Regions from separate parts of the Homo sapiens genome. Here all the other regions are linked to region 1. Evidence: chromatin loops called from intact Hi-C (ENCODE). Cell type or tissue: PC-3. All regions are shown on one strand. Region 1 overlaps LINC01204 (long intergenic non-protein coding RNA 1204). Region 2 has its middle 49 kb from the start of MIR221. Region 3 has its middle 36 kb from the start of MIR221. Region 4 holds the start of LOC105373191 (a long non-coding RNA gene).

Region 1 (8,000 bases):
TAAAGTAAAAAAAAAAAAAAAAAAAAAAACCAAAAACCAAAACAAAACCAAAAAACACAGGTACTCACTAGGAAAAAAAAAGATTAATTATTCTTATGTAAGCTGTCTTTACGTAATAAAGCTAAATAAGTGAAGTGAATCCAGGTACTACTTAAATTTTAAGGAAACACTTTCAGAAAAAAAAATGTGGTGGTTAAGATTAAGGATCAGGGAAGTGAAATGCATCCCACCTTCATTTACGTTTTTCAACCCATTCTGTCTAGTGTGCGCCACTCCATTCTCCCTGGTCTCCCTGATTATACATTGTTTCTTTCCAGTTTCTTCAGGCTTGACCCCATGGTCAGTGACGGGGACTTGGCACAGGTAGGGAACAATCTCTCTGTGTAGCTTACTAGCAGGCTTCATTGCCTGTGAAGGTGCTCAGTCATAGCCCATGCAGCAACTCTGCATGGTTAGTCTGCTGCTGAAAGGATGCCTGCTTCTGCATCACGATAGAATTTAGTTGTGGTTAAAGATCCCCCCAGTCTTGAGATTCTGTGAACCTTCCTGCCTCCCACCTCTCACCTTCACCAATGACTGGCCCTCCTGAGTGAGGCTGACAATGGAATGTGAGAGGCAGATGCTGAAGTTCCCTCACCCTTCTCTTAAGCACTGTCTGTGGAGATGAGAGGAAGTTCATGATGGAAAGTCACCTCAGCAGTGAGTGGTTTGGGAGTAGTAAGTAGTATTCGTTTCAAATGCCAAACTTAATTTGAAAAGGTAGCCTCATAATGAATGTCACTGTGCATGGGAGTGTTCTCAGGGATGACTCCATTTTTCTGGGATGACAGGTGGGAAGAGCCACCCAGGACTTAACAATGACGCTTCTGTGTGACAGACTGGACAGAAATCAAGCATTCTCCTGAGGCCATGACTTTTATGTTTGTCTCATGAAGTCTGAGAGAGGCAGTAGATTGGAAGAGGGGGAGTTACATGCCACAAGCAACAGGGGGCAATCTGTTCAGCGATCAGGGAGAATGGAGTGGCAATAAATCCTTGCCTGAATGCTGCGGACAGGAAAACCATGCCCCAGATGGCAGCATAAACATTCCATTATGCATCAGATGCTTGGCAGAGGACATTTGGGTCCTTGCTTTCTTCCCCAGGCATCAGAACCTTCCCTCTGAGGGCCCACAGACAGAAGATAAGGCCAGATGCCAGGCCCCAAAGGACAGGCAATGAAGCATAGTAAAAAATGGGGGCACTAGGTGAGGATTTTAGGTCTAGTCCACTGTTTACCAACTGTGTGACCTTGGGCTGGTCTTTCAATCTCTCTGAGCCTTTCTGTCTTCATCTGAAAGATTATGATATGATTTCTACTTTGTAGGGATACAGTGATGGCTAGATGAGCATCATAGGTTGTGTTCTGCAGAAGTAGAGCTTGCAGTAATAATTCTGTGCCAATGATTTATTAAGAACGTGCCCCCAGGGGAGATCAGTAAGGCAGTGGGGGAAGTAAGACAGGGGTGAGAAAGAAGCTAAGCAAGTCTCAGCTTCAGCTTGATCCTGCAGGAGAGCTCAACAGGGTACATTATACACTCAATTAACTCAACTTGGAGGGTGTTGGCTTTCCTATTCCAGTCAGTTACCAGCCAAAAGCCTGAAGGTAAGGGGTGGTGGTGAATGTAAACTCCCAGGCATTTCCAGTTCTCCGTATCTGAGGGATGGCTCCAGGTTTGGTGTGGGCTGTTAGAAGCCAAAGGACGCTGAAGCTGGGAGAGGAGTTCATAGAAAAAAAATATAAGGAATAAAAGGATCTGGACCAGAAACTAAAAATTACAGTGTCTAAGGGAAAAGCCATTTCTTTCTTCCACTAAGCACACTGTACTCTGTCCTGGAATGAGACAGAGAATAGACATACTGAATGGTCCATATTAATCCCTTTCAGAATCGCCTTCACTGTGTGGTGCTTCATACTATGAAAGACCAGCAAGGAAAGACATCTAGAAACACATCGTATTAAGAAACATTAGGTTTGTTGAGCTAGTTGCCACAAAAGAGAGAATACAGAGGAATCCTAAGGCCCTTGGAAAGAGGGAGCAGGCAGGGGCCCCTCATTGGGATTAGGCTTACTCCAAAAGATTCTCAGGAGGAATTAGGAAGCAGGGACCAATTATGGATTGGACGCTCTCAAGAAGCAGGGGCAATTTTGTGTTTGGGCATCTCAATAGTTTTTATACAGAACAAATAAGGCTGGAGCTGTCACAGGTAAGGGAACAGCAGTCACTCATGTTATTCAGAGAAGGAGAACGTTTAGTTATTTTTGTGATTACTGGGTGGCTTTATCTTTATCTTGTTCCAAATATGATCATGGAATGGTCTTGTCCCAGCACTGTTTATGTTAGTTGAGAACATCATGGTCTGGCTGCCAGCAGGACCATTTCTCACTCTCTCTGGTTGTCGGCAGGGATGTATTTTATTTCCTTCCTCAATGGCATATACTTTTTTCTCATCAAAGTTAAAAGAAACAGCCCTGCTAGTTCTACAGCAGCAGTACAAATTCTAAGGAGCATGCTAGCCCTTGTGCCACCTGGAATATGGCACAAAATATCCCATAGGAATTTCATTCAAAATTTAATACCAAGAAAAAATATCTACTTAAGGAATGATAGTCTTTCTTCTTCATGATAGCAAGGTCTAGGCAACACATCCTACTTTTTTCTTCTTCGTCTGCCTTTTAGGATGCCCAGAGCCATATTTGAAGCTCCTTTGACCTTTTTGGTTTGCACATATGCAGTCAATTTTCTCCCTGATATTAATTTTCTATTTCTATTTGGCTATTTTTTTGTTGTTGGCTTCTTCAGATCAAATTGGTGAAGGAATGAATAAATTCTGCATTAAGCCATGTTGCACAGCTTGAAGCGAACACAAAATTAGATCGTGCATTAGTTCCCAGTTATTTTATGAATGTAACGTGCCTCTCGTAATTTAAGAGGAGAGCATCTATCTTTTCTTTCTTCAATTTCCTTCCTTCCCATAACATAGCACAAAGAAATGTTAAATAGATATTATTTGGAAACTTTGTTTTTGATGGAAGATAGTTTGGGGATTCTTGCAGGCAGACAGTAGAGGTCACCATGGAGCTGTGCATGATGGAGCGGCCTCTCATGGACCTGGTAATTTAGCTGGATCGGTCTGAAATTGCATGAGGTTTAATCATTCAATTCAGATGAGTATACTTTTTGCTCTGGTCATTCAACAGACAGCACTTTGTGATGGTTGCCTTCATGTCACTTTGCTAATACAGTTGTTTGGAGGAGAGAAAGCAGCTTTTATATATTGTTTATTGAAAAAAAAAAATCCATCTTAAGCACTAAGGAACTCTGGGAAAAATGGTTACAAAATGTGTTTACTTAAATATTGTGAAACGAGGATGGAAATTCGCAGTGCAGGGTATTTGTCATCTGCTCATGACTAGCAGATGGCCGCCTCCTCCTCATCCTCCTTTGCGAGCCGAGTGACTCACATCTTACAGGGTGTGCAAAATGAAATTTCGAAACTCTCCAGAGTAGAGGTGGCAGTGCCATAACTCCATGCAGGAGGAGTGTGCCAGCCAGATTACTTTGCCAGCCAGCATGCTGCCAAAACTTCACAAAATGTCTCTCATTGGAAAAAAAAAAATGCGTTTGGATGTCTCTCCACACATGTTCAATCCACCATCTCTGAAAGGATACAGGGTATATTTCAGGCTGTGGGGAAGCCTGTGTGGGTGAAAGGGAGCAGGTGGTCTGCCGGCCCGGAGCTGGGTAGTAATCATTTCTACCAAGGTGAATCACAGAAGATGGGCTCACCTGTTTTGGCTTGTCAGCCCCAGAATGTTTGCAGGTCTGCCTCCAGCCATCAACAGAGCTGTCATATGCTCTAATAAATAAGAGATTAAATACAGTTTAAAGAGATACAAGTCATTTACGTTCAAAGTTTTTCTTTTTCTCTTTTGTTTAATTAAAAGAAACTCCAGATCTGCTACACCAAAAAATAAAGGCTGTATTACAGGCAATTGTACTTGTTTTAAAAATAGAGCCCTGCCAGTCAGGTGGACTAACAGATAACTTGATTTTTAGCTGCAGATTCTACTTTCCTTCATCTGATAGCTAGTCACCGAAGATTTCTCCCTCATCTCCACCCCCCACCAATGAACTGCACCTCCCAATATTTACCCCTTTGTGTAGTATCCTCCTTTTGAAGTCAAAAGAAGTCTTTGAGCTTTCACCTGGGTCTCTTGGAACACGTGCTCTGGAGGAAACCCACTGCCATGTAGGAAGTCTGACTACCCTGAGACCTCTATGTTTTGAGGGAGCCACATGTCACATGAAGAGACTGCATGGAGAGAGAAATTCCTGGCAAGCCCCTAGGTGTTTCAGGCTGTTGAACAAGATGTGACTAAAGAAGCCATCTTCAACATCCAGCCTAGTTGAGTCTTCTGATGACTCCAGCCGCCATCTACTGCAACCACCTGAGAGAACCCAAGAACTACCTAGCTGAGCCCAGTCAACCCATACAACCATGACAGATAATAATACAGACGGTCCCTGACTTATGGTGGTTTGACTCATGATTTTTCAACTTTAAGATGGGACACAATCATTCACATTCAGTATGCTCTTTGACTTATCTTGGGGCTAAGTCTGAATAAACCCATCATAAGTTTAAAATATTACAAGTCAAAAGTACATTTTCAACTTATAATGGGTTTATCCAGATGTAGCCCCATGGTAAGTCAAGAAGCATCTGTAAATTATTTTAAGCCACTATGACGTTTTCCCCAAAACATAGATAACCTAAACACTGTGACACTTTACACACACACACACACACACACACACACACACACACGAGAGAGAGAGAGACAGTGAGAGAGAGATCAAGTGGCTAAACAGTAACTGATTAGCAGATTATGTTAAAACTTAGTAGTTGGAAGCACTTTTGTTGTGGCTTGAACCTCAAATATTTTCTAGGAGACCTTAGACTCTAGTGGTATGATGAACAGAAACTCGTGAGTATATATAACACAGTGAATTTAAAAAATGCTCTTTGGTGCTGCATGAGATGGGGGCATACTCTATGAAGCTAAGGAGTAGCAGAGAACCTGGAAGTAATTAAATACAGCAGTACACTTGTCAGCCGTGGGGCCTCCATTCTTTGTTTATGTTGAGTACCTAGCCATCTGAAACATGTAGGTAACTGGAAGATGAAAAAAAAAGGTCCTGACAAGTTATTTAGAGTAATGAAGAGAGAATGTTATCAAAAAAGATTAAAGGTTCTGTATTAGGAGAGCCTAGCTGAACAATGGTTAAGGAATGGCAGCATGCAAGAATGTTAGTGCCAAAGAGAAAGACACATATTAGTCATTTGTAGGATCGGGTTACAGCCAATGAGAGAGGGAGAAGAAGGGGCACAGAGAGCAAGGGAGTCAAGAGGAACAGACCTAGGATGTATAAATGGTAGCATTTTTAGGTTAAAATCTTTCCAGTCAACCACAACCGTTACATTGAAACAAGCAAAGTTTGGTGTAGCAGAAAGGGTACCAAAACACAAATTGGAAGGTCTTTGTTCAGCTACTAACAGGTAGTATAAACCTGGCAAGTCACTTATCCTCTCCAGGTCTCAAGAAGACATATCATAAATTATAAAGGATTTTACAAAGGCAAAATATTATTGTGAATTATAAGAAAATTAGGAGTTGTACTTTATGAAATCTAAACTTCCTTTCAGCTGTAAAATCTTGTGATCCTAAACTATGAAAACAGAAGACAGTTTTAAATTTTAAAAATTAGATAACTAGGCTTGTAAACTGAAGTATGTATAAAATCTGTTATTGAAATTAGGTAATACATATAGAAAAAAATTTAGGAAAGGGCAAGGATCTTTATTTTATTTCCTGATATATCCCAAGCATTTTGAACAATGCCAACACGTGGCAGGCACTAATAAAAATACTTGTAGACTACATTAATAAGCAATTCCTGAAAAACCTAGGGAAAAAGTGACCTAAAAAGTAGTCATATCCACTATGTCTGTCCTTATCTTTTGTTTTTACAAGTTTTTCTCAGTTCTATTGCTTTGGCAGACACTGATAGCCAAATTTCTAAACAATACTTAGTCTTGCTTCTCTTTCTCATTTTAAAAGATAAATAAGGAAGCATATATTTTTCCCGATTAATGTTAATTCCTTAACTTATGATTTTTTATTTAAACGTTTTTAAAGAAAAAATTCAAACACATAAAGTAAATAGAATATCCCTTACCCAGATTCCGTAATTATCCACATTCTACAACTTTAGTTTCATTTATACTTCCACTACTTCTTACTCCCACTGGACTATATGTGATTGTGTTTTAAAGTAGATTTCCCCCCATCTAATAAAACAGAAGCTATTAACTGTTTAGTATTCTGCTTATCTTATCCTAGTGTACTCATTCGTGGTGTTTCAATTTCCCAATTTTTCAGTACATTACAAAGTTGCAAAGAACATCCCCAGGGTGCTATTTTTTCTGACTCTGGATTAAGTAACATTGCAATAATTTTAGAAAGGCTCTCTCTTAATGATTCCTTTGTATCTAGGGTTTCATAGCTCTTCTCTTTAGAAAGGGATTCACATCAGTCAGGGTTCTTGGTTGCAAACATCAGAACTTACTATGGTTGGTTAGGCAGAAAATATGTCTAACATATATTATTAGATGTCTCAATAGAACCTCTTGGAGGAACAGACCAGCCTCAAAGATATATGGGAAGGCACAACACCAAAATGATGCTGCAGGATGGGTCCAGAAAGGATGCCACCATTGTGACCACTGGGCACAGACACCACAAATTGTCCCATTGATCCTGGACATGGATGCTGAACTGCTGCCATCACTGCCCCTGAAAGTCATTGCTTCTGCCATCATTTTCTTTAGAGACTGGTGAGACTCCACAGAGTTTAGAGACTCCACAGTGTCTGTTTCCTCATATTTGTCTCTTTTAAACTCATGTGAGTGCACCTCATTGGCTGAGTCTAATACAAATATTTACACCTTAGCTTCAAGAAAGGCTGGGAAAGTGAGTTTGGGACTCCTGTGTTGGGAAAGCAAAGCTCATAAGGTGAGCCATTCCTCAAACTCAGGTGTTCCAAAGGTCTGGATGGCTGCAAATTATGACATGTGTTTATTAACATATCTTTAAATCTAAAATGATCTTTGAAGGAATTCTTAGACTGTATGAAAGGGAAAACACAGCTGACATTTTTACCTCCATACTATGAACAATTTGTTCATTTCTTCTAAGGTTAAAAAAATTGCAATTCTTTTTTTTTTTTTTAAGATGGAGTTTCACTCTCGTCGCCCAGGCTGGAGTACAATGGCGCGATCTTGGCTCACTGCAACCTCCACCTCCCCAGTTCAAGTGATTCTCCTACCTCAGCCTCCCAAGTAGCTGGGATTACAGGTGCACGCCACCCCACCCAGCTAATTTTTGTATTTTTAGTAGAGACCAGGTTTCACCATGTTGGCCAAGATGTTCTCGATCTCCTGACCTTGTGATCTGCCCGCCTCAGCCTCCCAAAGTGCTGGAATTACAGGCATGAGCCACCATGCTTGGCCAAAAATTGCAATTCTTTTAGTTTTTTTGTTGTTCACCTATACTATTTTACCTTGCTTTAATATCTTTTATCTTCTAGATCCTCTCTAAAACCTTCAAACCTCTCAATCATCTTAGAAGTCTTCCCCATGTAATAGCATTCCCTCTTCTTCTCAGCCTCCCCTGGTCTACCACCTTGTAGTTTTTCCTTTTCTTTTTTCTTTTTTGTATTTTACTTTAAGTTCTGGGATACATGTGCAGAACATGCAGGTTTGTTACATAGGTATGCATGTGCCATGGTGGTTTGCTGCGCCTATCAACCCGTCATCTAGGTTTTAAGCCCCGCATGCATTAGATATTTGTCCTAATGCTCTCCCTCCCCTTGCCCTGCCCCCCCAGCCCCCGA
Region 2 (8,000 bases), 180 kb after region 1:
CCTGGTTCTCTAGTACAAGGAAACAGATGAGTGAATAGAATAATTATATAGTAGAACATATTATAATAGAGTTATGTATATATGGTATGCTTGCTGTACAGGCGTGGGACATGTAACCCATCTTGGGAAAGAAAAGGTGGTCAGGACCTATATGCATAAAGGTCTCTCTGGGAAAGTGTGGAATACTAGTTACTGGAGACCTGGATGGGTGGGAGGGGGATGAGGGATGCAAAATTACTTAATGGATACAATGTTCTTCATTCAGGTGACGGATACACTAAAAGCCCAGATCGCACCTCCATGTAATATATCTATGTAACAAAACTACATTTGTACTCCTTAAATTTGTACAAAAAAGGTCTCTCTATGCCATAATACATTTTCAGACCAAGGACTGATATGTTCCTTATGTGGGCTTACCGAAGCTTTACTATGGGAAAGGAGGGAGTTGGATTTCAGAAGGCAAGAGTAAAGACCTTCACTCATTCAAGAAAAAAAATTATTGAGCACCTACTATGTGCCAGGCACTTTTCTAGGGACTTGGAACACAACATTAACCCAAACATACAAAAATCCCAGTCCTTATGAAGTCAAGTAGAAGAAAAATAGGAAACAGTGTTTCATTAGGGGAAGCACAGTGAGTTTTTTAGTTTGTGGAACTAATCTGTATTGAGTGGTATATGTATGTTGTTATGCATTTGTCAAAACCTACAGAAATTTACAGCACAAAAAGTGAACCTTAATGCATGTAAATTTTAAAAAATCAACCAGGAGGTCAGGGGATCCCAGCATGAGATGTAGACTATGACAGAAGAATCTAATGGTGTTACAAACGTAAGCCATAATTTCATGGAAGAGAATGGAGACAAAATATCCCGATCTAAGTCACTTTGAAAAATGGTGTTTCACCATACACCGTAAGACCAAAAACAAAAGGGATGATATATGAACACTATAGTCTAGTTGATAAGGTTGCTTGTCATAGGGGTACGGGTTAATAATTCTAACATGGCTGTACATGTATACTAGGATGAGCAAATAAATAAATGAGTGGTTGAGCCAGTCTTCTCACTGTTGGTGAGGAAGGTTCCAGATAAGCAAGGGGAGATTAGAATGGACTGACCCATGTGGTACTGGATTAGAGTCAGAGACATCAAGGTAAACTCATATTTAGCTTGATATAGATACAGATGGATAGATACAGAAGTAGTTGTAAAGATGAGTGCATACATGAGTTTGTATATACACATATATCTCTTAGCTCTGTCTTCTGAGAGGGCCTAAAAGCAAAGACACCCTAGTAGCAACAAGCATGCCTAGCTCCCAGATCTTGGTTTCTAATAATATTTTCTAATGAAAGAAACTGGAACTTCTTTAGAGATGTATCTTATTCTAGGGCTAGGGCAGGAAATATACACAATGAGCCTGGAGTGCCTTGAAGTGCCAGAAAGTAAGAAAGTGCTCAAATAGCAAAACAATGGTGGCATGTCAAAGGGACACAAGAGCCAACTGAAAGAGTCCCCAGTGGCTAAGGCTGGAACAATTTGAGCAACAAAATATATAACATAGTATTGGAATATAACCCAGAGTATAAAACAAATATCTGTGAGACCATACTGATATAAGTAAATGACTGAATAAATAAATGTATATATGTATATATTTATATGTATTTATATATTTACATATTTATATGTATTTATATATTTACATATTTATATGTATTTATATTTATATGTATTTATTTATAAATCCATTTATAAATAGGAGATATATATATATATAAATCTCCATTTATATAGGAGATCTCCTATATAAATATATCTCCTATACAGAAGTCCAAGTAAGATAGAGACTCCCTCCTCAAGGAGGTATAATCTAAGCCCCCACATTCTGAGCGTGGGCCGTGCCTAGTTACTTATTTCCAGAGTATGAAAAGGGAGGGTAAAGTAATTTTATAATGGTGAAACCTGACAAACACTACCATAGTAGATCAAAGTCAACATCAACAGTGATAAATCACGTTGATTAATAGTATGCATCCTTGATATAATATGATGAGAAGTACTTTCTACCTCTATGCCCGTACTCCCAAAAACCTCCAGTCTAAACATGAGAAAAACTTTCTACAAAACACCTGAGCAAAACTTTTCTCAAAACTGTCAAGGTAATCAAAAACAAGGAAAGCCTGAGAAACTACCACAGATTAGAAGAAGCTAAGGAGATATGACTGAATGCCATGTGCTATCCTGGATGGAATCCTGGAATAGACAAGGAAAGCTAACGAAACCTGTATAAAGTAAAAGTATGGAGTTAAGTTAATAACAGTGTATCAATATTGGTTCCTTAGTTGTGACAAATATAATATAGCAATCGAAGTTGTTAACAATAGGGAAAATTGGTTTAGGGTCATACACAAACGCTATTATTTTTGCAACTTTTCTGTAAAGTTAAAAGTATTCTAAAATAAAAGGTGTATTTACATTAAAATAACAAAATAATTACAGAGATTTATTATAAGCCCTATGGAAAAAAATAAAACTGGGTAAGGAAGACTGGCTGTGGAGGGAGGGGCTGGGTTTTATTTTATAGATAGTGGTCAGGGAAGAGCTCTCTAAAGAGACATTTGAATAAGCATGAGTAGCAAGTCATGTAGACACCAGGTGGAAGAGCATGCCAGGAAGTGAAAACAGGAAAAGCAAAGGATGGAGGTGGGAGTTCAGGAAGGAGCCTACTGAAAATAGCTCAGGTGCAACAGAAAGAAGGTCTGAACCAGGGCAATGGTGGGAGGCAAGAAGGACAGGGAGCAGACTTGAGAAGTCCTTATTTCATGGACCAGGAAGAAGAAAAGAGGAATAGTCCGGAAAGAGAATGGCCCCCAGCACCATGCACAGCTATCATGCCATTGTGTGGCAATGCTCAGAGTTCTATGGCTTTGCACAGTTCCACATGGCTTCGCATGGTACTTATTGAATCAAGTCTTCACTGCAACCCTGGGGTTCTAGTCCACACTTCTAAGAATCAGGACATTGCACCTCAGGTTCAGATTTGTTCAACTCACATCTTGCAAAAGCAAACTGGAGACTTGAAACTAGGCTTTCTGACTATGTATCCTCTGATTCTCCATCTTGCCCTCTGTCCTCCATACCTTCTATGACATTACCAGGGTATCATGGAGGAGGCTAAGACTGTGAATTGCAGAGTCTAGGAAGTTTGATGGAACAAAAGTCCACCCCTAAAACCCTGGGGGCAGGTCCTGGCCCAGTTTAAGCCTGACTCAGAGAGAGACTTTTAAAAAAAGTTGTATAAGTCCTGATATTAATAATGTTTCTTCATAACCTACATATAAAAGGTCAGAAGGACAGGTTTCTGCTACTATCAAGTCTAGACTTCTGGCCATCCTTTGCTATCCCAAATGGACCTCAGGGCCTCATGCCACACATTGTGTGTATGTGTGTGTGTGTGTGTGTGTGCGCACACATGCATGTGGCTGTATACCTCCTAAATTTCTCCATTGTGAAACATACAGTCCTCTTTCTCTTTTTCCAATATATACACATGTTCCTAGAGTCCCCAAGGGCTGTAACTGCTCCAAGCAATTTTTTCCAAGTCAAAAGCAGCTGGCTGTCTCTAAGTGATGAGCTGAGAGTGAAACCAACTTCAGGAAACCGTCAGGCTAAAGCAAGCCCTTCACAGCCCTCAGATCTTGAGGAGATAATGGTGGAGACTGGGAGCAGAGCAGAACCCCAAGCTCTCTATCTGAAGTCACTCTAAATCTATTTGATTATCAGAACATGTTATCATTAAATATTATCAGGTTTCAGAATCCTTAGGCCCCTGAAGCTGTTGGCCATGTCCCAAACCTAGTGTCACCCCTCCCCTCAGTCCTCCAAACCAGGATTTCTTCTCATCCCCTGAACCCCACCTTTGGCCATATCCTTCTGAAAGATTATATGGAGTGCCCTTTAGCATTCTGGAGACTTTCTGAGTATTGAGCTTTGCAAAAGAGAAACAAATCTTGAAGCAATGAGAAATTTGAGTGTGTGGAAAGATTTTTCTCAAGTATGTATTGGCCTCAATGAGGAAAATGCATGCTTATTAAAATGTTTAGTTGGTCATAATAATTTAATTTTTCTAACAATATAATTTAACTTGATCATTCTTCATTTATGTATAGATTTTTAGAGCAGTGTTCTCCTTCCTTCTCTTACTCTCTTTTCTCCTTTCTAAAAGATACATATTAATCTCTGGGCTTCATTGCCTCAAAAGTGGATTCAAGAACTTCTTCAACTGTTAAGTTACTCCCTGTTCCTGAAGGGAAATAATTGGAACATCACCATCTGCAGCCATCTTGGAGAAAGACATGATTTTGAAGGAAGGCATTCAATGAAATAACATTCTGATTTGAAGTTAAATTGTCCAAGAGCTAACTTCCTCGACAGCTCTGATTCAGGCCTCCTAAAATGTTGCACACTCTGACTCATGCTTCCTTCTGGAAATGACAAAATTTCCTCGCCACCCTGATCTAAGCCGTCTGTTCTTGGTCCTCCATGCTCTCAGGAAGGGATTGGGTCGTATGTTACATTTTTTCCATGGTGGGCAAGGAAACTCATCTTTTGTTTTTTCAAAGGGAGAAACATACACACGCGCGTGCACACACACACACACAAGAATGACACACTGAAAATTCTGAAAATTAATACCAGGCAGAGCACCCCCACCCTCCACACCCCTGGAAAATAAATGCTGTTTAAGAATTGTAGAAACAAAAGGGAGTTGATTTTTTAACCATTTATGCTCCAAATATTTTTTTAAATGTTCAATTTTCTAAAGAAAAAAATATGTAGTAACTTTACAAAGCTAACATGTTTTATTAGTTAAGGTGGTCTGAAAGAGCTTGGATTTTGTAGGTAACTAATAATCAGTGTTGAGCATCACTGATCCATTTCCCAGGGAGATTGCATTCCCTTTGTCTCTGAAGAGATGCTTGGGGGAAAAGCCATGTTGGGGAACAGAGGAGAGGAAAAGGAGGAATAAGGAGAGGAAGGGATGCAATTGACAACAATATTTTTGTGGTACTGAAATCTGTTCTAGACTGTCCCATAGCAGCCTCAAATATAAATACGTGCCAATCTGTATCTTATAATGTATAACCCAGTACTCATTAGAAACACTACTCACTGGAGTGAAAAAAAGCACCCAGAATATTAATTCAGTATAAAGATTTACCACATAGTAAATAAGGATTTATTCTGAGGATAAGAATTTTGAGACCAGAAGTTTAAGGATATTTTTCTATATTCTCAGCTATAATAAATTAAAATTTTGATAAATGCTATATATATAATGTGTATAAAGTGAAGAATGACTTGCATATATATTTACATAGCCTTACATTTGTCCTCTCAGAGTGTCTTCAAACATGAAGATTGAGAAGGAGAAAATTGCCTTACACATTCTATCTCTTTTACTTTCCTCACAACAAAGCTATGGGCATCAGTCTTGAGTTCTATTCTCAGCTCTGCTACTGGGTTATTATGGGCTAGTAATTTAATTGAAAATGGAAGAATGGATCAGATGATTCCCAAAGACCCTTCCAATTTGAAATTCTATGACCCGATGTTTTGTTTATCTCCATGGGATGTTTTCTGTTTTCAAAGAAGACGCTAAGATGTATTTCCTATTCCTGTTAACAGCTCTTGACTGTGAGCTGGGAACCCCAACGGCTCTGCCAAGCCCAAGTCCTAGGAGATAAGGCCTAGGAACAGGGTATTCACCTTCCCTACCCCATCTGGACCCCTCTCCACTGGCAGATCAGATGGCCCATGGCCTGAATCTGCTAGAGGTGTGGAGGTCTGCCAGGACCTAATGGCAGGATCCTTATGCTCATCCTTAATCACTATTAATTTGCGTTTCTTTCATATGACTTTATGAGTAAGTAAGAGAAGTCCCATTCATTCCACATGCATTTATGTGTGCGTGGTGTATGTATGCTTAAACCACTGTACTGAACACTGCGGATAGAACAAAGTTGGGTTTTCCTGAGCCCACTAGTAATTGTGCAATTGTGGTTTTGATTAGGGAGACAAAGAGACTCATAGTAGAGACCCACCATGGCCTTTGAAGTTTCACCAGTAATGATTCACTGTTTGAATCTTCTGGGCTTTTTGGACTTTCAGAGTGCTCTATTAAAAAATTCTTTTAAGTACTTGGAAGGAGGGAGAAGCCCACTCAATGGCCCTGAAGGAATGAGATGAAGAGGAGGAAGAGCTGGGGAGGGGTGAAGAGATATCAGAGAAAGGCTGGTGTAATTAATGAGGGGTGTGGATAATAAATAGGTCCCAAGAGGCCAATGCTTATAGAAAACAAAAATTTCAAATGATACATTAAACTAAGATCTGTATTCTGATGGTAGTCTATATCAGTTGCTCAACTGGCCAGCAAGCATGGAGCTCTTATTATTTTCCAGGCTCTGTTCCAGATGCTGGAGATACAGCAATGAACATAACTCTGTTGGACTAAAGGAGCTTTAAGTATAGAGAGAGAAAGAGGGGAAGGGAGGGAGGAAAGAAGGAGAGAGATAATTTTCAGAGCTTAATAATGACCAACCACTAAGAAAATAAAAGAGAAAGATAGTACAGGTTGTGAGTGGGGAGTACAGAAGGAGGTACTCTAGTCAGGATGGTCACAGGAATATTTTGTAGGAGCTAGGGCCTGAATAATGACATAGAGGTTAGCCTTGTAGATTCTGGAAGGAAGAGTTCTGACTTGAAAGAACAGCAAATGCAAAGCCCTTAACGGCCTGCTTAAGAGTCAGAAAGAAAGCCAGTATGACTGGAGCACAGTGGATAAGGAAAGAGGGTGGTAGAATATAAGGCTGAAGAAGTAGGCAGGGGCTAGCTCATGCAGGACCAGCTGATGTAATAATAAGAGCAGCTAACATTTATGGCATCCTTGGACAGTGCTAACTACTTTCTAGGGATTTGCTTCTTTTCTCCTCACACCTACCTCATGAGATTATTGCTATTTCCAGTGGTCACACAATCCGTGGTAGGTGCTAGAGCTGAGACGTGACCCCACAGTGGTCTGATCCCAAACTGGTTTTCATTCTCAATTTATTGCTACATCAAAAAATATAAGTGCCTTAAAAACCGCTTTGGGGACACATGAATGAAGCATACTCAGGATCATCATCCATCATAAGGTCTAGAAGGCACTATGAAAAGGATCCTCTTTGTATTAGTCCGTTCTCACATTGCTATAAATACCTGAGACTGAGTAATTTGTAAAGAAAAGAGGTTTGATTGGCTCATGGCTTTGCAAGCTGTACAGAAAGCATGATGCTGACATCCGCTCAGCTTCTGGGGAGGCCTCAGGAAACTTACAATCATGGTGGAAGGTGAAGGGGAAGCCAGCACTTCACATTGCCAGGGCAGATGCAAGAGAAATGGGGGAAGGTGCTACACACTTTTAAACAACCAGATTGTGTGAGAACTCACTATCACAAGAACAGCACCAAAGGGATGGTGTTAAGCCATTCATGAGAAATCCACTGCCATGATCAAATTACCTCCCATCAGGCCCCATCTCCAACACTACGGATTACAATTTGACATGAGATGTTGTGAGAACACAGATCCAAACCATATCATTCTTTAAAAGTCTGTGTAACAGTGGAGAATGGTGGCTGGGAGTACTGCCACTGGGTGGCTACTTTGTCTACTTCCTATGGGCAAAATGTCAATTTCCCTTCCTTCGCTCACACTCAACCCCCATACCACCCAGCACCACCCAATACGGTGCCAAACTGACTCTGACATCTCTTTAAATGCATTCCCTGGAGGCACTGGAGAAAGGCAAGAAACATGCTGGACAGAGCAACAGGAGCCCTTGAGTTGGGCTTACTCCTGCCTTGATCACACTGAAGAGTTGTTGAAAATAATCATTTATCTTTTTCAGCTTCCCTTTTCACACCTATGAAACAAGATTGTTCCTATTTG
Region 3 (8,000 bases), 190 kb after region 1:
GTAATACCGGAACATTCATGTCTGCTGATGGTTCTGCTAACTAGGAACTCTCGGTCCTCCATGTCCTGGGTGAGAAGTGTCTCAGCTCAAACCCCTCTTGGGAAAATTCTAGGAGCTCATAGTGAAATTGAAAAAATTGAGAGACCTCGTTGGTACAGAGGGAATGCTTAATGAAACCGTGAGTAGGTCCTAGTCTCCACAAGTGTTTTATCCTGTGCTGATATTTAAGCTAAGACTGGCCATTAGACAAATTATGAAGTGGATGAAGTTAATCTTTACTGTTCACACTCTCCCCTATCATCTCCTTGAAGGAATTCATCCCTAACCAATCAAATGCCCTGTTCACTAACACAACATCACTCTCAGCTCTTCAATGGCTTCCCATCATATTAGAATAAAATCCAAAGTCCATACCATAACCAACAAGGCTCTACATGATCCAGTCCCTGCCTACCTGTCCAAATTAATCATCTGCTACCATTCTCTCCCTCCCTCATTGTGCTCTAGGCACACTGGCATTCTTGCTATTTCCCAAACAGACCAAGCGGGCTCCCATCTGAGGGCCTTTGCTCTTGCTATCCTCCAAGCCTGGAAATTCCTTCCCATAGGCAGGGATATGGCCGGCTTCTTTACCCCACTTAGGCCTCTATTCAAATCTCACCTTTCCAGAGGCGCATTCTCTGACTGCCCATATAAATAGCCCATTCTCCCATCAGAGTCCATCATTCTCTTCCCCTTTGCCTTGCTTTATTTTCATATCCTTTAGCATTAATTCAATACTCTATAGGAAGTTCTTACTTTGTATGGTGGTAGGGGACCATAAAAATGGCCATGCAAGCTGAAACGATGTAAAGTAACCCTCATAATCGATGGGGAAAATAATAATTGCTCCATGAATGACCATTAAAAATTTTTTGTCAAAACAATAAAAACCCTCTTACTATTGGCTATAAATGTATAGGAAAATGAAAAAAAAGTAAGATGAATATTTATTTACTAAACTGTAATTTAAAACACTAGAGATATTGGGAATTAAAATGTTTTCATTTCTTTGTAGAAAACATCAATATTCTGAATGGACATTTCTCAAAAGAAGATATACAAATGGCCAATAAGCACGTGAAAAGATACTGAATATCACTAATCATTATGGAAATGCAAATCAAAACCACAATGAAATACCACTTCAAATCCATTAGGATGGCTACTACAGAAAAAAAAAAGAATAGCAAATGTTTGCGACTATATGGAGAAATTGGAACTCTTGCACATTGCCCATGGGATGTAAAATGGTGGAGCCACTGTGGAAAACAGTGTTGCAGTTTCCCAAAAATTTAAGCAGAATTATCATATGATCTAACAATTCTACTTCTAGGTGTCTACCCAAAAAAGTTAAAAACAGGGACTTGAACAGATATTTCCACACCAATATTCATAGCAGCATTATCTGTTTTTGTTTTTGTTTTTGTTTTGAGACGGAGTCTCACACTGTTGCCCAGGCTGGAGTGCAGTGGTACGATCTTGGCTCACTGCAACCTCTATCTCCTGGATTCAAGCGATTCTCCTGCCTCAGCCTTCTAGCTGGGACTAGAGGCGCACACCACCACACCCAGCTAATTTTTAAAAAATATTTTTGGTAGAGACGGGCTTTCAACACATTGGCCAGGCTGGTCTTGAACTTCTGAACTCAAGTGATCTGCCCACCTCGGCCTCCCAAAGTGCTGAGATTACAGGCCTGAGCCACCGTGCATGGCCTTCATAGCAGCATTATTTACAATAGACAAAAGGTGGGAACAACCCAAATGGATAAACAAAAATGTGGTATATACATACAATGGAATATTGTTTACCCTTAAAAAGAAATGAAATTCTAATACATGGATGAAGCTTAAAGATATTATGCTAAGTGAAATAAGCCAGATACAAAAGGACAAATACTGTATGATTCTACTCATATGATTATATTCATATGAGCACAGTCAAATTCATAGAGACAAAGTAAAATAGAGAATACCAGAGGCTGGGAGGAGTGGGGAAGAGGGAATTAATGTTTAATGGGCACAGAGTTTCTGTTTGGGTTGACGAAAAAGTTGTGGAGATAGATGGTAGTGATGGCTGCACAACAATGTGAATATATTTTTACATTGTGAATGCCACTGAATGATACATTTACAAATGGTTGAACTGGTAAATTGTATGTTATGTATGTTTTGCCACAATTAAAAACTTATCAAGAGTAGTTTTACAGTATGGAGATTTCTCAAAAGCTAAAAATAAAACTACTATTCTATCCAGCAATCCTACCCTTGGAATAACTACCCAGCCCCCTAAAAAAAAATCAATCTTTCAAAGAAATACCTGCACTCACATGTTTATTGCAGCAGTATTTACAATAGCAAAAATATGAGATTCAACTAAATGCCCTTCAGTGGTAAACTGGATGAAGGAAATGTGGTATACATACACAATGGAATATTATTTGGCCATAAAAAATGAAATCCCGTCATTTGCAGCAACATGGATGGAACTGGAGGTCATTATATTAAGTGAAATAAGCAAGGCACACAAAGACAAATATCACATGTTCTCACTTATATGTGGGAGCTAAAAAATCTGATCACGTGGAGGTAGAGGGTGGGAAGTTAGAGAATAGAGACTGGAACTGGAGGGGAGGGGGGAATGAAGAAAAGTTGGTTAATGTGTACAAATATACAGTTAGATAGAAGGAATAAATTCAGTGTTTGCTAGCAGAGTAAGGTGACTATAGTTAAACAAAAATTTGTTGTACCCAGGAGATGGACACCCTAAATACCCTGACTGATCATTACACATGATATACACATAACAAAATTTTCCATGTATAGCATAAATTTGTACAAACTACAAAAAGAGTAGTTTGAACAGTGCTTGCTTCTTTCTTCTCTTCATAAAACCTACAATGCAGAGAGAACATTTTTTAATATTTCTTGGTGAATAGCCATCCTCCTTTCTAAGTTTATTGGATCAGCTTCCAATATTTGTCCCTTGCATTTTCAATGTCATGAAATATCTCTGAGAGCTCTTTTAATGTGAAGTTTTTCACAAGTGTTCCTTCCTCTGGGATATATTCATCTCTTTCATCACAATCACTTTTTCATTTGTGTTCATAAGTTTGCTCTCACTAAGTTTCTCTGGCTGCATATCAAGAGCCTCTCAAAGAGCAGCAGTGTGTCCACATTGCCATGGTCAACTATTTCTTCTACAACTCCATTTACCTTTTATTAGAAGCCCATAAAGTTACTTGCATGGCATAGGAAAAGTTCCTTCCATACTGCGGGCATACTACTTGTTGTTACTTCCTGCCATGATGCTTGAATGTGTTCAAGTACGTCCCTTATGTCATATTTCTTTCAAAACTCAGCTAAAAAAATGGCATGATTTCTAGTTAGAGCATTCCTAGTCTGTCTGAAAGTACATCTAATAGGCTTTCAAATTTGAAATAACTGCGTGGTCCATTGGATGGATTAATGAGGTTGTGTTGGGTGTAAAAAGCAAATTTTCACATTTCCATTTAAGAGAATCAGGTTGACCTGGAGTGTTATCCAACAGTAGTAGTACTTTAGAAGTTCAATTATTTTGCCTAAAGTATCTCTCTACCACTGGGAGACAAAGAGGCAACACAGCTACAGGCTTTGCTTTCCTTGTGTGAACTGAGTAACAGATGCACAGTGACCAATCACTGAATGATTTTGAAAGAAGTAATGCGATTGGTCACTGATTATGATGAACATTTGTCACTTACATAGCCATTTGTGGCCTGGAGAGCTAGCAGTGAAATTTGCAGCAGTTACTCACAATTAATATGCTGTGGTGACTAAAATTTGAACTGTTTTGTTGGGAACCTGGTGTTAAATAAACCATGGTAATCAAAATTCATGCATATCAAAACAATGCAAAGTGAGAATTATCTGCATTATGTATTTCTTTGCTTATTATGTTTCCCCTATGAGAATGTAAGCTACATGGGATGCAGACTTAGCCTATTTTGTTTACAGTGATATTCACAATGCCTAGAACAAAGTGTAGCACATAGTAGGGGCTCAATAAATACTCGTAGACAAGAAGAAAGGAAAAGAAAGAGAATGGAAGACAGGAAGGAAGAGAGACAGATGTAAAAATTATCTAGCTAGATCAACTTTCGCGTGAAGATGGTGCCCAGAGAAATGAAATCACTTTCCCAAAGGTACCCTGCACTTCAAGACTTCTGATTTGGGGTTTGAAATGTACCCTCTAACCCACATTGTTCCTCTCTCTCTCTCTCCCTGTCCATGCCTTTCAGTTTATGCATTCACATGAAGATGTGAGTAATAAAGTGGTAGAGGCCTTAATCACTTGACCTTTGAGGAAGGATAAGAGCTTTACTCCAGAAGGCCACAGCCCTGTGGTGGTGATGGTGGGGGTGACATTAGGGCCTTCCCAGACTCCCTAGTATCAGACCACAGAGGCTGCTAATTCTTAGTTTATGTCAAGCTATTTGCATTTTCTTTCCTAAATGTCCTTGTGTGGTGCTACTGTCAGAGTGTACAGGATGCTGGGGTTTTTCTGCTTGTAACTCACTGCCCTGAAGTTGGGTTTCTAATTTACTCAAGGGGCTCCAGTGTCTCAGAGCAGATGGGGCAGCCTGGCCAACGGGGAGAGGAAAAGGCTGATCGGATGAAGAACTTCTGTTTCTGTGACTAAGGACTTAGTCAGCTACCTGGTTTAGGATGTACTATTTGTCAGTAAGTGGATCAGGAGGAAGCAGCACTCATTCTGGCTAGAGTAATGGTTTTCAGTGCATTTTTTACTCATGAAATTCAAAAAGAACAGGGTGCCAGTTCAACCTTGTGGTTGAGGTTATGAATGAGAAAGGAAGCTTAAATTACCCAGAGAGGCTGTCCCCTTAGTCACAGTTTCAGAGCATTCCAGACTCCTGTGTCAATTAAACCATATTGAACTTCAATAAAATACCAAAAAGGCAAATAATGGTCTTTTTGGAGAGCTCCCTTTTGCCCTACCCTTTTGATTGCGCTCTGTCTCTCTCCCCCATCTCTCCACCTCCTCTCTCCTTTCTCCCTCCCTCTCTCCCTCTCTCTCTTTCCTTTTTTCTTTCTTTCTTTCTTTTCTCTCTCTCTCTCCCTCCTTTCTTTCTTTCTTTCTTTCTTTCTTTCTTTCTTTCTTTCTTTCTTTCTTTCTTTCCATTCTTTCCATTCTTTCTTTTCTTCCTTCCTTTCCTTTTGTGGAAAAAGTAGCCGTTCTTTATAAGAATAAAATCACGTAAGTAATTAATTGGAAATGACCTTAGCTGATCTAAAGATTCTAAATCCAAGCTCTGTGTAAACAACTGATATATGTTTTCTTTCATTTTCAGATCCTTTGCCTTTTCACTTTCTCCCTCCATCTTCCTCCCTCTCTCTTGTACCCTCAGATCGCCACGCTTTGGACCTCCCACGAATGGTTTGAACCTGAGGCATGAATTGAGCTTGACTCCCTTGAGGGAGAGTTGCGAGAGGTCAGTGGTGCCTGAACCTTTTCTTGTTAGATACTCTTACAGAAGTTTTGATGAAAAGAATGAGTTGGCCAGAATTAGTCTTGGTTTGGTACATTTCCAATATCTGTGCTTTTCCTGGTTGTCATTAGCATAAATATTTGAGAGTCAACACTGAAAGAATTTGAAAAACGTATTGACTGAAGATTTTTGTCACAAACACTCCATTTCAACTGGCATCTTTCACTCTTTGAAAGGTCTCTCATTTTAAATACCACTTTCTTCTTTTGTCCTATTGAATTTCAATTATGTGCAAAGCCTTTTGGGGAGACACAAAGATGGATAGGACACAGTTCTTACCCTTACTACCAAAAACCATGCAGGGAGATAAGAGTCAGGTTGGCAAAAAGCTAAACAAACACAAGGCTAAACTAATAGTTAAAAAACTCAAAACAAGAAAGGGTCCATGGAGGCCCTGTTTAATTTTCAGTTTACCTCTACAGGCAGAAAATATCAAAGGAGGTCTGAGGAAAAAGGAATGCCTTGGGGGTTGTGGTAAGGCCAGGATGGAAAGAGGAGTTCAGATCAGAGATGCGTCTGGAAAAATTTGGAAGGCAGAGTTGCAGGGGAAGGTATTTTAGGGGGAAATTATTTGGGCAAACAGGGCCACCATGTGCAGTTGTGCAGGTTGTGCAGGCTATGCAATATACAACTATAGGGGTTGCCATTCACATCAAAATCTCTGTGTAGAAAACAATCTCTGTGGCCACTGGTGGCAACCCTGGGACAAAAGTCTAAGAGATATACAGTGCAAAGCCTCCGTGGACATAAGAAGTAGACTTGTTACCATGATGTAAGCCCTGAGAGGGCAGGGACTGAGCCTTATCTTTGGATCTTCAGAGCTTTGCAGTGTCTGGCACATATTAGGTATATGAGACATGTTTCCCAAATAAATGAACTCAATCTTGCCCAATCCCCACCAGCTGGTTGTATGAATGAGGGTGAGGTCACAGAATGGGGATAACTCAGATTTCTTTGACAACTCTGGATAATGTTGGGCCTCAGCACCAAAAGTGGCCCCCTCCCAAATCATTCTAGTTACTTCCAGGATCTTACAGAGAGTTTAATCTGTGTTTCCGTACTGTACTCTCTTTTTCTTCCATTCTGGTCTTTATCCAATGTTTTGAGAGGGACAGCACTTCAGTCATGCCCACTCTGCAGACCACCACCTTCTCTGTGAGTACAGTGTACCTTCCTAGGTGCTTTTCTCCGTGTCCGCAAAGCTGCTACAATGGAGACCATGATGGTGTCATGGTCCCTTCTGACCTCTGGGATTGAAGCCTTATTGATACTACAGAGAACTGTGGAGAATGGCCTTTTGCCCTCCATGGTCATACACATGGAAATGAGGCTGTGTCATGTTTCTCATGTCTGATACAGCCCTCCTTAAAACAATGTCTTCAGCTTCTTCCTGCCTCAACACTGAGCAAAAGATGAACACTATGCAGCTCTTTCTACCCTCCACCCCTATGTTTCTACTTTTGCAAAAGGAAACACAATGAAAAGCATGGGGCGTGTATGGGAACATGGAATATTTTAGTTTGGATGAAGCAAGAGGTATATACAAGTGAGAGTGGGCAAAAGCTGGCCCCAGTGGAGACTGAGTCAAACAGTGAGGATGGATGCATGCAAACCCATAAACACTAGTGGAAAATCATCTAAAAGCTATTTGAGGGGGAGCCACATTTTTAAGTATGAAGAAAAATATTATTATGACTGATGCTATGAACTTAGTGTGGCCCCACCAAAATCATACATTGAAGCCCTACTCCCCAGTGGGATGGTATTTGGAAGAGGGGTCTTTGGGAGGTAATTAGGTATTGGGGGGGGGTGGAGCCCTTGTGAATGGGATTAGTGCCCGTATAAGACGAGATATGAAATTGAGATCCCTCTCTTAACCATCTGAAGATACAATAAGAAGGTAGTCTTCTGCAACCCAGGAAGAGAGCCCTAACCAGAACCCATCCACGCTGGCACCCTGATATTGGACTTTCAGCCTTGAGAAGTGTGAGAAAGTAAGTGTTTGTTGTTTAAGCCACCCAGTCTGTGGTATTCTGTTATAGCAGTTCAAGTTGACTAAGACAGCTGGTTAAAGATATAACAAAAGTCTAAGCAGAATCGGACAGTGGAGTTACACAAACCTAGGTTTGGGTCTCAGTGACCTTGGTTAAATCATTTAACCTCAGGGACTCTTAGTTTCCTTATCTGTAAAATAGTCATACTACCCATCTCTCAGGTTCTTTTATAAGAATAGTGCTTATGAAATGCTTAGTACAAAACCTGGCACATAGTAAATATCCAATAAAATGGCCACCAAAAACTAGTGTATTGTAAGGCATTCTCACTTCTAAGGTAATGTTTCATCAGGCCGTATAATAAGTAAGCAAAACTGTAGATTAGGTAGTTTTTTTGGGCTCCTTGCATTCTCTTTTCC
Region 4 (8,000 bases), 190 kb before region 1:
TTAAATGGCAAAAGTGTTAGAAGAGCCTGAAGAGCAAATTAAAGAAGCACCCCTAGGGCTGAAGGCACTATGAAAAAGATAATGTTAACAGAACACAGGAGCCAAGGCCACCTCGAGGGGACAGAATCATGACAGGAGCCTCCCAGCAAAAGCTGGGGCCATGGAGGGACACAATCACCAATTATTGCGAGGGATACCACCTAAAGAAGGATTGGGGGATAGGCGGGAGATTGAGCTGGCAAGCATGAATGAGCATGGGAGAAATACATTGGTTTCCCCCTCTTTTATCTCTAGTCTTTTACCAGGGCCTCCCACTAATTGAATCTAACCAGAAGCCTGGGCAGTATAATTTGCACCCTTCAAACCACCATGATACAGAGCAAAGCAAGGGAAAAATGGGGAGTGGATTGGAAAAACAAATACACAGTAATGGTAATCACTTTGTTGAGCCTACTCCAGCCATAGAGGTTATTAGCAAAGGTGAAGAAGTGGGTGTTTGACAGATAAGAGATGTCTTGGGTAGGAGAGCTGCATTCTTTGTAGAATCAAGTACTTACATGCTGTTCACTATGGATGGGACAGGAAACAGAATGAACAACCCTTGCACTTAGAAAGCTAATAGCCTAGCAGGAGAGTCAGGCCATTAAAATCTATAATAAACTTATATATATATACACAAAATAATGTATATTATATATTACTTATATTAGACTACTATATAGGTATAGTAATGTATAATATAAAATATTTATTATGTATTTATAATAGATAAGGCACTATGGGAACATATAGTTGGGAGACCTAATCTCCTGGGACAATCAGAAGGTTTCCTGGAGGAAATAATTAAGAATGAGTGGGAGATGGAAGCAGAAAATGAAAAGTACAAGAAAGGGAGGAGATGAATTCAGACCAAGGAACAGCATGCACATTGTGGCTTGAAGTGGGAAGAGAGGAAATGCTGAGACAGAACAATGGCTGTGGGGAGAAGCAGGGGATGTTGCTGGAATTGGAACTGGGGAGGAAGGCTAGATGATGTCACAAAGGGCTTTGTGGGCTGTGTTGGAGTTTAGACCTTATGCTAAAGGAGATAGGATGTTGCTGAAAGGTTTGAACTAGGGAAATAACAATCAGATTTATGGTTTAGAAAGGTCGTTCCAGACTGGTGGTTGGGAGAGCAGGTAGGACATTATCTAGGTGAAAGAGGATGCTACCCTGGACCAGTATAGTGAATGAGGGTGAAGAAAAGTTCTAGAGATACTTGGAAGGTTGAAACAGCAATGCTTTAATTGGTGATTGATTGGCTATATGGGTAGGGTTAATAGGAGAGAAGGATTACGTTTGGGTCCCGGATAGATAACAGTGCTGGCTGTTAAAATGAAGAACACAGTCAGTGAGGCAATCTGGATGGTTACGAATCAAGGGCTGGGCAAACATTTTCTGTAAAGGGTCAGATAGCAAATATTTTGAGCATGGTGGGCCAAAGAGCCTCTGTTGCAACTACTCAGCTCTGCCATTTTAGTGTGAAAACAGATGTAGACAATATGTAAACAAGTGGGTATGGCTGTGTCCAAATAAAACTTTTCAAAAACAGTTGGTGGGCCAGGCGCCATAGTTTGCCTACCCCTGGTTAAGAAGTGAGTTTCCTATTGTATTTTAAGTGAGTTTCCTGGTTAAGAAGTGAGTTTCCTTGCATTTAAGGGGATAGAAGACATCCAGGTAGAGATGTTGAGTAGACTCTAGGCATGGGAGGGAGTCCTCCTACTCCTCTCTTGGCCTCATCTTCCACCCTGTTAAAAAAAGTAGCTACAAAAGCTCAAAACCAAACTTCATTACAAAATGGTTATCTTCCTGTGGGATAGCTATTAGAAGTTTTTTTGGGGGTGGGGGGACAGGGGCAGGGAGGAGAAGAAGGTTGACTCTTAAGAAAACCCAGTACCTTATATTTTGACTTTTTTTTCCTGCCTTTTTGTTTCTCCTTCTATTCTTATACCAGATGCTTCATATGTACATCATTTAGTTATTGTGCTAATACTATTATTTTCTCTTGTTGGTAAGACAGCATTGTCTTCTGACATATATTATGTGTCCACAGTCTGCTGAACACTGACACAGTACCTGGAGATACACAGATGGATATGGTGGTACCCAAGAGTGCCCACACTCTAGTGTGGGAAAAACTACATTAAAAATTGTCCCATGATGTCATGTGAAGGAGGTAACAATGGAGGTTTGACCATAATTCTATGAAAAGACACAGGGAGAAGCTTGTAGTTATTCCTGCTGAGTGGCTGGGTGGGTGGGTAGAAGGTTTCTTAAACTATATGCCTTGCAAAATTAGTCAGATTAATCAACCAATTGTAATGTTGATGGAAGTGGGACGGGTAGGGTTGTGGGATTCTCACAGAAGAAACATCATGGATAAAGGTATGGAAATGTGAAGATGCAGGGTCTGTTCAGAGGAGAGTAAAACCGGGGTCTCCTAAAACCCTGGCACAACTGGAAAGACTTGGGATATTTCTTGGGTGAGAAGGTTTCTGGTATTGAATTTCCACTTTCTTTTTCATGAGTCAGACAGGCAGAGCATTTGGCTGGTAGGACAAGGGCTTTGTTAGTGGGGTTGGGGGGTCTGGGGTGCAGTAGAGTGCTTAGTTGGTCCAGGGGTTTGATGCCACGAAGCTTGCCCACATCCATCTGGGGAGCTGAATCATGGCTTACATTTCTGGTTGATCCACTGGAAGTAGAATATTGCTAAGGGACACTCAGAGGACTTTAAGCAGGGTCTCAGATCTCTGCGCTTTCTGGTGGAACCCAGTAATTCAGATAATGTGGCTTCTGAGAATTGTTCCCAAAATGGGAGAAAATAGCTTATGGTAAACACGAACAAATCAATGACTTCCATGCTGTGGTTATGGTTAAAAGATTTTTAATATTTTTTTGTTAGGAGGAACCATCATATGTAAAAAGGAGTTCATTGTATCTGCTCAAACCCATGTCACTGTCCTATAGTCTGAATTTTTGCTGTGAACACTAAAGAAAACATTTAGCAAATTGAAGTCAACCATGCAATGCAGCAAAAATTCTAATAATGCTTTGCATCTCTTCCCCAACTCAGAGGCACTGAGAGAAACAGAATGTGCCTCAAGATGGAGCCCTTGAACCACAAAGTTTAGAAGCAAATTCAGTGACTTTGTAAACTTGCCAGGCACAGGCAAAGTTGCAGCTGCTGGTCAAAGCTGGTGGCATTTCTCATGTAGAAATCAGAAGGTGTGGGAAAGCGGTATCCCCTATCCCCTAAAGCTTTCACGAGGGCCAGGCAAACCTGAGGGGCAGGCTGGTATGGCAGTTTTCAGACTTGGGCTCCAACAGCTCACAGGGTTATAAAGTTAAATCAACAGGATAAATAATTTTACTTGTATTAATAAATATACTTATTTCTCTAACAAAGTACATATTTCCCTCTTCTTAAGCCCATCTCAAATGGTAAAATCACTACTTGAAATTTTAATAATCCTCTGTGATCCCTAGTAGGTTCTTACTGGTATATAAGTACTTTCCTTAGACATGAGGGAATGACACACAAAGGAAGCATCAAGTAGGAGGCTACTGCAATACCCAAGTAAATGGGATGCTCCTCACAGCAGGGCAGTTTCCCTGCTGCCTAGAGAGGAAGGTGGCTCAATGCAGGAAGAAGAGCTAGGGCCTCAGCATCTGCCATGTCTAGGCTAGAGTCTGTCTCTGTCCTTTCCTAGCTATGTACTCTCAGGCTGGCTTCTCAACCTAATGATAACACTTCCAGATCTTAAGGATTGAAGATAATGCATTAAAGTGCCTGAGGCTTGTGCCTATGAATAAAGTGCCTACTACTGGTTACTGTTGGAGCAGCCATGTCTACATGTTCAAGCTGTGCACTGAACAAGACATCACATGTATGGAGGTGCCATTCACACTTTAGACATATGATGTATATCAATGCAGGTGAGCCCCAGAGCAACACCCTTTACATCGACCCACACTGGTCCATGCAGCCATGTGCTTATGGGGCAAGCATGTGGACAGGCATGAACTATTGCACATGTTTGCAAAGCTGTTACCTGCCCTGACTATACCTATTCTTTCGCCCCTCCCACCTGCAGACCCAAATAGAAATCTGATACAGTCACCCCTCCCACTTTGGCAGGGAAGGTTCAGTAAATAGGCTGTTATTACCAGGAGCCTGCATGACTCAAGCAAGCAGGTAAGCAGGGGTTCTTGGATAACAGCTCAGGCTGTGCAGCGTCTTTGCCTGGTTCCTCACAAGCCTTTCATGCTCTAGCCAATGGCTTAGGAATGATCCATGGAACTGCCTTTGGGGAGTTTTCAGCTGGATGGTAGCAATCTTCCCAGCATTAACCCCATCCCCACCCTTCCCACTCTTCTACAAGTGGACCATCGGCCACATAAAGGGCCATATGCCACACTTTTTCTGGCCCAGCTGTGTAAGCTTGTCCACCTTAGCTACTGCTAAGTGACATCAGGGTCTATCACATTATCGATAGCACAGACTTTTGTTTGCTGATATCCTATTAATTAATTACACTTAGTAGTGCTTTGTACAATTTTTAGATATTGTTATCCTTGTGTTCTTTCTACTTCTCATCTTCTTTCATTTTTTCCTTTTTTCCCCTAATAATCCTCTTTGCCTTTTTTCTTTCTTACTGAGGTTATGTCTTTCTTATAACTTTGTCCTTCCCCATCTTCTCTTCATTCCTCATGTCAGTTTTCTCTTCTCAGTCCATAGCTCTTCTCTTCTCCATGTTTCTTCTTCTTTCTTGTTCAATTCCTTCCCCTCTCTCTATGCTTTCCTTCCCACTCAGTTTTTTCTTTCATTCAGTTTTATTTCCTCCTCCACCCTCACAAGCACCTTCTCGATTTTTCCCTCCCTTATTCAATAGCTTAGTTTCTCCCAGGGATACTGGCGTTAAAGAGTTCTGGTAGATGGAAAGTCACAAAGGTGGGGGCGCTAGGTGCCCATTTGGTCCAAGCCAGGTCCTGCAAATGTCCATTTCACTTCAAATCCTTAAAACAAAGACTAATGGAATCCAGAGAAGTGGCCATCATGGATCTAGTCTATAGAAAATGTGTAAATTCCCTGTAGCACTGGAGCTGAGAATTTAGACCTAGCCCAGGTTCAAATCAAAGTTCATGGCTCTTTTCCGCTTGAAATTACAGAGAAGTCATAGAGTCTCTTTAGGACTAGCCTGATGGTCTTGACCTTTTTTGAATGTCAGGGTCTCCTTTGAGAGTGTGCTGAAACTTTTGAATCCTCTTCTCAGAAGAATGCACATGAGCTTAAGATTTTGCTTACAAAGTTAAGGAGTCCACAGACATCCTGAAGTCCATTCATGGGTTCTCCAGAAGCCCTTTGGCTGGAGGTTGGACCATATAAATTCAAACTCCAAAGGATGACTTGTCTGCTTGGGCCGGCAATTGGTGTGATAAATTGTAAGGTGGAGAACTGAGGCAAAATGTTGCGTTTCAATACTAGAGCTAAAGACTCTGGTAAGAGTTTTCTAGATTGAGGAGATAGATATTGGTCAGGTTTTGCCTGCTCTATGAATTTCCTGCTCAAAGTGAAGACAGGAGCCTTCACATTTCATAGTTTGTCCTTTTCTGGCCATTTGGAAACCTGACTGTTTTGACTGTACAAACTTACAGCTGGGGCCTGAGCAGTGAGCAGAATGGAATGTCTATCAGGACAGCCGTAGATTTCCACAGCTTCCTGCTTTCGTCAGCTTCAGCTTAACATCTATTATTGTGAAGAGTAGGGTAAGGAGGTCATTTTCTTTGTCCAAACTTTTTGATTCAAGGTGGTTTTTTCCATGTGAAAAATAAACGTGGGAGGAAATAATCCCATTTATCCATTTTGGGGAATAATTTATTTGAGAAGTCTGAACTCTGGGCCCATTTTATTGAATCAGTATGGCCCTGTGAAGTATATTATGGTTTAATTTTAGTCATGGTGCTTATGCTTTGTTTGTACCCTTGGTGCAAATTTAGTGTTTTCTAATTAATTTGTTTTCTTCTTCTCTCTGCTAATTAGGTCTTCCAAGTTTATAAGAAGAATCAGATTTCCAAGAGCAATTTACCCCTTTCTTCATTCTGTTAGGCATTATTTGGAATGGCTTTTCTTCGATGAATTCAATTAACAGGTATTATGAGCATTTCTGTGTAACATCCTGTTCCAAGGAAACAGGAGCTGAAGAGAACAACACACGACCCTTGCTGTACCCAGGGTGTGTGTGTGTGTGTGTGTGTGTGTGTGTGTGTGTATGTGTGTGATGCAGATGATGCATATGTGTCATGTGAGTCATGTGTGTGTATGGGGATGGGGAATTATTGAGAAGAGAAGAAAGCAAGGAGTAGGAGAGGCAAGGGCAGGTGGAAATTCACCAGGTTGAGAGACTAGTCCCTAGGCTGGCAGTTAAAAATCTGATGTACCCAGTCCAAAAGGGTTGGGTGAAAACAGAAGGTGCTGGGAGAGCTCAATTTTACAGCTGGAGACACCCAGAATGTTAGGTTGATGGCTGCATCAGTAACTCTCGACTCACTTGTTGGTGGCAGAGATTCCCATTTCTCTCTAGCTGACAGTGTGTCAGGACTGGGTGAAGGTATCCTGGGCTCACACTGTACAGTGCTGAGGAAGGCAGAAGATGACTGGCTAATGATGTTAAGAGACTTGGAGAACAGTGGAGTGGGAGGAGCAGGTATGAGGGAAAATTATAAGTTCCATAGAGCACATTTTCTTAAAATTTACAAGTGATGAATTATTCATGCTTCACCAAGAAGAATGCTGTATCTTAGGACTTTTCACAATTGTCTTCAGTTATTGTTATCAACACAATTACAGTTTTCTCCTTTTAACTGTCTACTAACATGGCATGTTGTCTAAGTGAATCAGGTATGTTTAATCATGATTGCAAACGCCAGTGTCATGTGAATCCTTCTGAGTATAGATAGCAGTGTGGGCTGGGCACGGTGGCTCATGCCTGTAATCCCAGCACTTTGGGAGGCCGAGGCGGGCGGATCACAAGGTCAGGAGATCGAGACCATCCTGGCCAACATGGTGAAACCCCGTCTCTACTAAAATAGAAAAAAATTAGCCAGGCGTGGTGGTGTGCACCTATAGTCCCAGTTACTTGGGAGGCTGAGGCAGGAGAATCGCTTGAACCCGGGAGGTGGAGATTGCAGTGAGCTGAGATCACGCCACTGCACTCCAGCCCAGCGACAGAGAGAAACTCCGTCTAAAAAAAAAATAAAAAATAAATTAAAAAAAGAAAAGAAAAAGCAGCATGGAGAAACCCTTCCTCAGCTAACAGTGGAACTTTAGGGTCTGAGACTTTTGGAGAAAGTTATTTCTAAAAGACTTTAGAGTAAACTATTGTTGAGAATCTTACTCACCTTCATAAATACCTCCTCCAATAGAACTTTTTCATGGAAGTGCAAGAACCTCTTTTATCCCTTTTAGACTTGCCATTTTTCAGATTTCAGTTTGGAAGAACAGTGGCAGGGTGGGGTGGAATCCCATGTCTACACCTGGGTAAGTAACCTGTATGTGTGTTGAAGAATCAATGTGGATATCTTCAATTTTGTTTGCATAAGAAATTCTATGTAGCAAATACTTCCCCAGCCTTCTGCCACTTAGCAGTCACTCCTGTAAAACAAAGATGCTATTAGGCCTGTGGTAAGGTATATAAGAAGAGTACCTACCCAAATATCTGTACAATGTTAAATACTCTCAAGAAAAATGGACATGTTTCCCATACTTTTTTTTCTTTGAGCAAATGGTTTTATTGGATCACAAAGATTTTACAATCTTATGTAAGGACAGGTGTGAGTTAGTATTACTTGCATATATTAGTTTGATCATCATGTTGGTTCCATAACTCTCTGGTATGTGGCTGCTGGTATGGACTGACCTTTGAATGATGACTAGCAGGACCTGGAGTGGGTACAGCTCTAGG

What was found. A loop is a pair of places that touch in the nucleus more often than their neighbours do. Peaks named below come from ENCODE experiments on the same cell type or tissue, not always from the same donor. Only the 100,000 strongest peaks of a DNase experiment are listed, where the experiment ranks them.
Region 2: a loop joins it to region 1, with 5 times the contacts of the local background. A loop is called at or near these places in 2 of 110 quality-filtered maps.
Region 3: it touches region 1 in a loop (5-fold over the local background); 5 of 110 quality-filtered maps call a loop at or near these places.
Region 4: it touches region 1 in a loop (10-fold over the local background); 27 of 110 quality-filtered maps call a loop at or near these places.

What each region holds. Positions count from the first base shown.
Region 1 is chrX:45,512,237-45,520,236 of GRCh38, forward strand. All of the region lies in intron 2 of LINC01204 (long intergenic non-protein coding RNA 1204), which reads left to right. Among named protein-coding and RNA genes, the nearest start is that of LINC01204, 11 kb to the left of the region's middle. In PC-3, a CTCF peak has its summit at 3,110 (motif pointing right); DNase peaks (open chromatin) are centred at 3,475 and 5,395; H3K27ac peaks cover 6,840 bases.
Region 2 is chrX:45,693,331-45,701,330 of GRCh38, forward strand. No RefSeq gene overlaps it. Among named protein-coding and RNA genes, the nearest start is that of MIR221, 49 kb to the right of the region's middle. In PC-3, no CTCF peak of the experiment used is centred here; a DNase peak (open chromatin) is centred at 4,491; H3K27ac peaks cover 1,517 bases.
Region 3 is chrX:45,705,829-45,713,828 of GRCh38, forward strand. No RefSeq gene overlaps it. Among named protein-coding and RNA genes, the nearest start is that of MIR221, 36 kb to the right of the region's middle. RefSeq lists an enhancer at 4,294-4,393. In PC-3, no CTCF peak of the experiment used is centred here; DNase peaks (open chromatin) are centred at 4,373, 4,813, 5,583 and 6,423; H3K4me3 peaks cover 1,056 bases; H3K27ac peaks cover 5,808 bases.
Region 4 is chrX:45,319,414-45,327,413 of GRCh38, forward strand. It overlaps LOC105373191 (a long non-coding RNA gene), which reads left to right and starts at 5,540. Exons shown (of 3, transcript XR_002958824.2): 1 at 5,540-5,805; 2 at 6,080-6,188. In PC-3, a CTCF peak has its summit at 3,146 (motif pointing right); DNase peaks (open chromatin) are centred at 3,188 and 4,178; H3K27ac peaks cover 3,902 bases.